2 separate regions of the Homo sapiens genome follow, and region 2 is linked to region 1. A link is an interaction called in ENCODE POLR2A ChIA-PET data of the cell type or tissue named here. Cell type or tissue: B cell. All regions are shown on one strand. Links, peaks and the distances in the headings refer to the core of each region. The heading gives the core; the rest is flanking DNA. Region 1 overlaps UGCG (UDP-glucose ceramide glucosyltransferase). Region 2 has its middle 6.0 kb from the start of SUSD1.

What was found. ChIA-PET counts read pairs that join two places held together with the same protein. Peaks named below come from ENCODE experiments on the same cell type or tissue, not always from the same donor. Only the 100,000 strongest peaks of a DNase experiment are listed, where the experiment ranks them.
Region 2: POLR2A ChIA-PET joins it to region 1 with 15 read pairs; 2 of 35 experiments call an interaction of 5 or more read pairs at or near these places.

What each region holds. Positions count from the first base shown.
Region 1 is chr9:111,925,177-111,928,093 of GRCh38, forward strand. UGCG (UDP-glucose ceramide glucosyltransferase) reads left to right here. Exons shown (of 9, transcript NM_003358.3): 5 at 1,208-1,320. Among named protein-coding and RNA genes, the nearest start is that of MIR4668, 5.5 kb to the right of the region's middle. RefSeq lists a silencer at 1,462-1,621. In B cell, for the core only: no CTCF peak of the experiment used is centred there; a DNase peak (open chromatin) is centred at 1,565; H3K27ac peaks cover 1,940 bases.
Region 2 is chr9:112,179,856-112,182,772 of GRCh38, forward strand. No RefSeq gene overlaps it. Among named protein-coding and RNA genes, the nearest start is that of SUSD1, 6.0 kb to the left of the region's middle. RefSeq lists an enhancer at 1,194-1,343. In B cell, for the core only: no CTCF peak of the experiment used is centred there; a DNase peak (open chromatin) is centred at 1,356.

The DNA of each region.
Region 1 (2,917 bases), core at 180-2,679:
CCTTGTTTGCCTGACACTTATCTTTAATGTGTTTCGGCTTGCGTAATACACCGTCTCACAAAGGGACAGAAATTAATAGGTGCATATTTTACTAAAACACATACACTTATCGGACTATACACATGACTTTTTACTTAAATGATTTTAGCAAGAAGCCTTTCATATACTGAAATTATAACTTGCATTTTCGAACACTCATAATAGTTTCAGTGTTCTATAATATTTTCTTATATTCTAATTGCCTTAAGCTTCTCAACCCCAATACTGTTCACATTTTAGGCTTTGTTGTGGGAGCTGTCTTGTAGGATGTTTAGCAGCATGCCTGGTCTCTACCATGAGATGCCAGTAGTACCCCCTTCTCAGTAGTAAAAGCAAAAATATCTTCAGATGTTGCCGGATGTCCCCTGTGGGGCAGAATTGCCCCCAGTTGAGAAGCACTGACCTAGAATGAGTATTTAAGGTCCAAATACAACTTTTCTTTATACGGTAGATTTAGTTCTTAAAGACTTGGAGGAAATGAAAAATAAGGTCATGTAAAAATGATATGAGATGTTTGCTAAAGATTGGGCAATAATTTAAATTTTTTATTAGCTTAAAATGCAAATTAGAAAATGAACATAAATGTTGCACTCCTATGAGTTAATCAAGACCATTACAGATCTATCAGCTGGTCAGAGATGATGTTCATTCTTCATATTTGCTATCTTAAATTATTTACTATCATATGTTTTTCAGTGTACAGATCTCTGTTCAATATAATCACGTTCCATTCCTGTGTGGAAATCTGATACTCACAGAGAAAATAGTCTCATTTCCTATGGTTGGAGAGTAGAGAAGCCAGCACGAGAACTGAGGTCCTTTAGCCTCTGCTCCTGAGCCTTTTCCACTAGGACAGATTGTCCTTATTCCAAATTAGAAGTTCCAACAGGGGGTAACTTTTTCAAAGTATATTCTGCCTCTGGTACATAGTAGGTATATACTGGGCTAAAAAATGTATAAATTAGCTTTCGAGAATTAGGCCCTTTTGAAATTTTGTATTCTCCTCAGAAAGGTGGTTGAGATTCATTTTATTAGATCCATATGTTTAAAATAATGTATTTTATTAAGAATGTAATAACAATTCACAAAATATATTTTATATTAATGGGCATTCTACTAAAAACAAATTTTCTTTTCTCCCCCTCTCTGCCTTTTTTTTAAATTGTAGTAATTCCAGATACGCTTACTGACATGGTGAATCAAATGACAGAAAAAGTAGGCTTGGTTCACGGGCTGCCTTACGTAGCAGACAGACAGGGCTTTGCTGCCACCTTAGAGCAGGTGAGTATGGTGGTTATAAATCATGTTCATAGTATCAGACCCCTCATTTCCCAGAAGCTTGAGACTATGGGAGCTGGAATTAGGTATCTCAAGTTAACTGTATTAAGTCCATTTGGGAACCTGCTGTGTTCTAGAAGCCCTGAGTTGAGAGCAGCTGTTTTCATTAGTGAGGAAATTCTTGGGACCCTGACTGTACCCTGGCAGTGAACAGCTGTGCGCAGGAAATGCCTGCGGTCTTATTGCCAGCTGAACACAGTCTAACCTCTTGCCTTGTAGTATTCACTTCCTGTTCTAGAGTTCAGTTCTTTATATTGTTCTTTCAAACATTCGATCTGAAAAGAACCGCTGGCCCCCTCCCCCCAGCCTTTTTTTTTTTTTTTTTTTTTTTTTTTTTGCGACAGAGCCTTGCTCTGTTGCCCAGGCTGGAGTGCAGTGGCACGATCTCGGCTCACTGCAACCTCCACTTCCCAGGTTCAAACGATTCTTCTGCCTCAGCCTCCCAAGTAGCTGGGATTTCAGGTGTGCTACCACACCTGGCTAACTTTTGTATTTTTAGTAGAAATGGGGTTTCACCGTGTTGGCCAGGCCGGCCTCAAACTCCTGACCTCAAGTGATCTGCCTGCCTCAGCCTCCCAAAGTGCTGGGATTACGGGCATGAGCCACTGCGCCCAGCCCTCAAAAGAACCTTTTTAAAATACCACAAAGTATTTCAAATATACACAAAAGAAAATGTATTCATACAAGTCCTTATAAAACCTATTTGATGTCCTTTTAAAACATATTTCTAATAATTACCTGAGAAACTTATGTTTTCATTTTATTTTTTCTCCAACTTAGAAATAGTAACATCCATAGGAAACTATAAATAATGGAAAAGTATAAGATGCAAAAAAACAAAAACCAACAACCTAGAACCCTAACAATTACAGGAAGTTTATGGGGTTTTTTTGTTTTTTTTGTTTTGTTTTTTTTTTAGATGGAGTCTCGCTCTGTCGCCCAGGCTGGAGTGCAGTGGCGCGATCTCGGCTCACTGCAAGCTCCGCCTCCCGGGTTCACGCCATTCTCCTGCCTCAGCCTCCTGAGTAGCTGGGACTACAGGTGCCCGCCACCATGCCTGGCTAATTTTTTGTATTTTTGATAGAGACAGGTTTTCACCGTGTTAGCCAGGATGGTCTCGATCTCCTGACCTCGTGATCCACCCTCCTCTGCCTCCCAAAGTGCTGGGATTACAGGCGTGAGCCACCACGCCCGGCAGGAAGTTTCTGGTTTTAAAAATAAACATTGTATCATTTGGACACTTTGGAGTCTTTATTTCCCCCACCACCCCCTTCTGGGCCCTTTAGAAAACATTGTTGAGATAGTATTCTAAAAATAATCTGTATCTTATTTTTGTGACTTTGTAAGCTTTTCCCATATCATTAATAGCTTTTCATAAAAGTAATTTTTATTGGCTGTATCATAGGCCATCGTATGTGTGTCCTATGCTTGAGTTAATCATTCCTGTACTGTTAAACATTTGGGAGGAAAAATTTGTTGTAATGTTATAAGGACAGATATGTGATTTCAGTCTTTAAATATGTCAACTTGCTCTTAAGCA
Region 2 (2,917 bases), core at 302-2,801, 250 kb after region 1:
CAAGCTGCTCTTCTCAGTGTCGGATTCCAGTGTGAAGAGGTTTGGGGTTTGTCCAGTGGGTTCCCATCTGGCTACAAGGCCAGAAGGAGAATCGAGGAGGGAGATTGGATACTAAATATCCTGGGACTCTCCTGGAAAAAAATCCATTCTTGCTTACCACACTCCTGACCATAAATGATTACAGAGACTGCTTTGGGACAGCTCCTGGCAGGCTTGCAAATTGTTATTTTTGTTTTTAATTTAATTTATTTATTTAGAGACAGAGTCTTGCTCTGTCGCCCAGGCTGGAATGCAGTGGCGTGATCACAGCTCACTGCAACTTTCAACTTCTGGGCAAAAGCAATCCTCCCTCCCCAGCCTCCCATAAATTGTAAATAAATTGTTTATATGTGGGTTTTTTAGGAATGGCTTGAATATCTAATTGTAATGAGTTTAATATACTCTGGGGTTGCACTTACTGCCTGAAGTTTGCATTAACAGAAATAATTTAAATATTTGAAGCCTTTGAAGTATATTGGCTGAAAACTTGTGTGTTTGAAACAAAGTAACAGTCCCTCTGTAACAGTCTGCTCCACCCCCACCTCATCTAACCCTGGCTGACTCGACATCTGTGAAAACCCCAAGGCCACCTTCAAAGAAGCCACATTACCCCTCCCAGAATGGAGTCATCATCTCAAGCAGATTTGTAAAGGCTGATAAGAAGGACCTGTCCCTCTGGAGAAATGCCCTTCTGATGAAGTCTCTAACTCAAACAAAGGCCAACTTCTCATTTTTTGAAGCTTAATGACTCTCAGATACTTTGCTGCTATTGGAGAAACAGTAGGATTACTCTGCCTTCTCCAGCATACCTCTCCCTCCCTTTAGACACACACATACATCAAACACCCTACCTGGAGTTAGTGTGTAGACCTTGGGCAACAAGTGCACTATTGTCTGCTGCACGTGGCTGTGCTACAACCAGTGTGTAATTTACCCAAAACGCTAGTATTCTCAGAAAAGCAAAACAAGCATGGGTGGAAAGGGACAGCTCAGCTTAGGGGACAAGTCCTGGACTCCCTATTTTTACAATAGTGCTCTCTCTCCTCACTGTAATGGACTCAAGAGACCCTGTGATCCCCCCAGCAGAAGCTGGGGCAGCAGCAAGATTTAGATTTGGACTTGGATTTGGGAGCAAACTTCAGACACTGCAACAGACAAGTTCAAGGAGCAGCAGGCTTAGTATTCACCTATCCTCCCCCGACCTCAGGTGGTGGAGACAACACCAAGTGAGACAGGCTGTGTCACCCAGTCTCTGTCTCTGTCACACACACACACACACACACACACACACACACACACAGCATCACCTTCCTCACTTGCAAAAGCCTCAGCTGTTGGTGTTTTTATTCCACAAACCCTGAAAGGAAGCCTGCTGACAGCCCATTTCCGGACCCAGGATCAGCCACCCACAGCCCTAAGGAGAAGCAGGCCAGGCAGTGGGGACCAAATCAGCAATGAGCAGCACAGTCGCTGAGGAAGCCACAACAGCTGTGAAGGCGGATGGTTCCAGACCTTCACTGATAGAGAGACCAGCTCACAGTGAAGACCCGTATCATCGACCTGGGCAAATAGTGCAATCTTCAAAACAAAAATACTTTACTCAATTATTTTGCAATGGACTTAGCTACAAGCTCTATTGGTTTCTTTGCTCGCCACTGTTTTTCATGTCCTATGTCTTCCTCTTTTCCCACTTCTCCTCCTCCTTCACCTTCTTTGGGGACGTCTTTGAGTATCTGTTTCAGAAAGTATTCCTGGGTGGTAAACTTCGAATCTTTGCAAGTCCAAATACATATTGATTTTGCCCTCATAATTTTTTTTTTTTTTTTTTGGAGACAGGGTCTTGTTCTGTCGCTCAAGCTGGAGTGCAGTGGCCCAATCTTGGCTCACTGCAACCCCCGTCTCCTGGGTTCAAGCGATTCTTGTGCCTCAGCCTCCCAAGTAGCTGGGATTACAGGCATGCGCCATCACATCCAGCTGATTTTTGTATTTTTAATAGAGCCAGGATTTCGCTATGTTGCCCAGGCTGGTCTCAAACTCCTGGCCTCAAGTGATCTGCCTGCCTCGGCCTCCCAAAGTGCTGGGATTACAGGCATGAGCCACCGCACCGAACCCCATAATTTAATTATACATTAACAGAATATAGAATTCTGGATTCAAAATAATTAAGTGATAGGTTAATGTGGTCTAGAATTCCAGATTCAGATGGAGTGCTGCAGATGGAGGGTCCCATGCTACTGTGGTTATCAACCCCTTATAGGTGACATGTCATTCTCCTATCATATCTACCAAGCTTTGGGGGATTTTCTCTTTATCCTGGGAATTCAGAAATTTCATGAGGATATAATGTTTCATTATTCTTGCCTAGCACTCAATGGACCCTTTCAATTTGTAGAATTAAGGCTTTCTACAGGAAAGACATTTTTTCTATTAATTATTTGATTCTTTCATTCCCTCAATTATTTCTATTTATCCCTTCTGGAATGCATGGGAATTTTTTTTTAATAGAGTCTCACTTTGTTGCCCAGGCTGCCTTCAACCTCCTAACTTCAAGCTATCCTCTCTCCTTGGCCTTCCAAATGCTGGGATTACACATGTGAGCCACCATGCCTGGCTGGGAATTTTTTAACACTTGCCTCTAGCCTCCATGGCTGTTAGTATTTTTCTTTGACTCTTTACTTTCTTTGCCTTCATTTACTGAATGTGGGAGATTGCCATAACTCAATTTAGTGAACTTTGTGTTCATGAATTTGATCCTTATCCATGCCGTTCTGCTCTTCATTTCATCTGCTGAAATATTTTTATATCAGCAATCATGCTTTTAATTTCTAAGAACTCTGCTTCTTTGTATAGAATGGCTTTTTTTTTTCTGTAGTTGTAA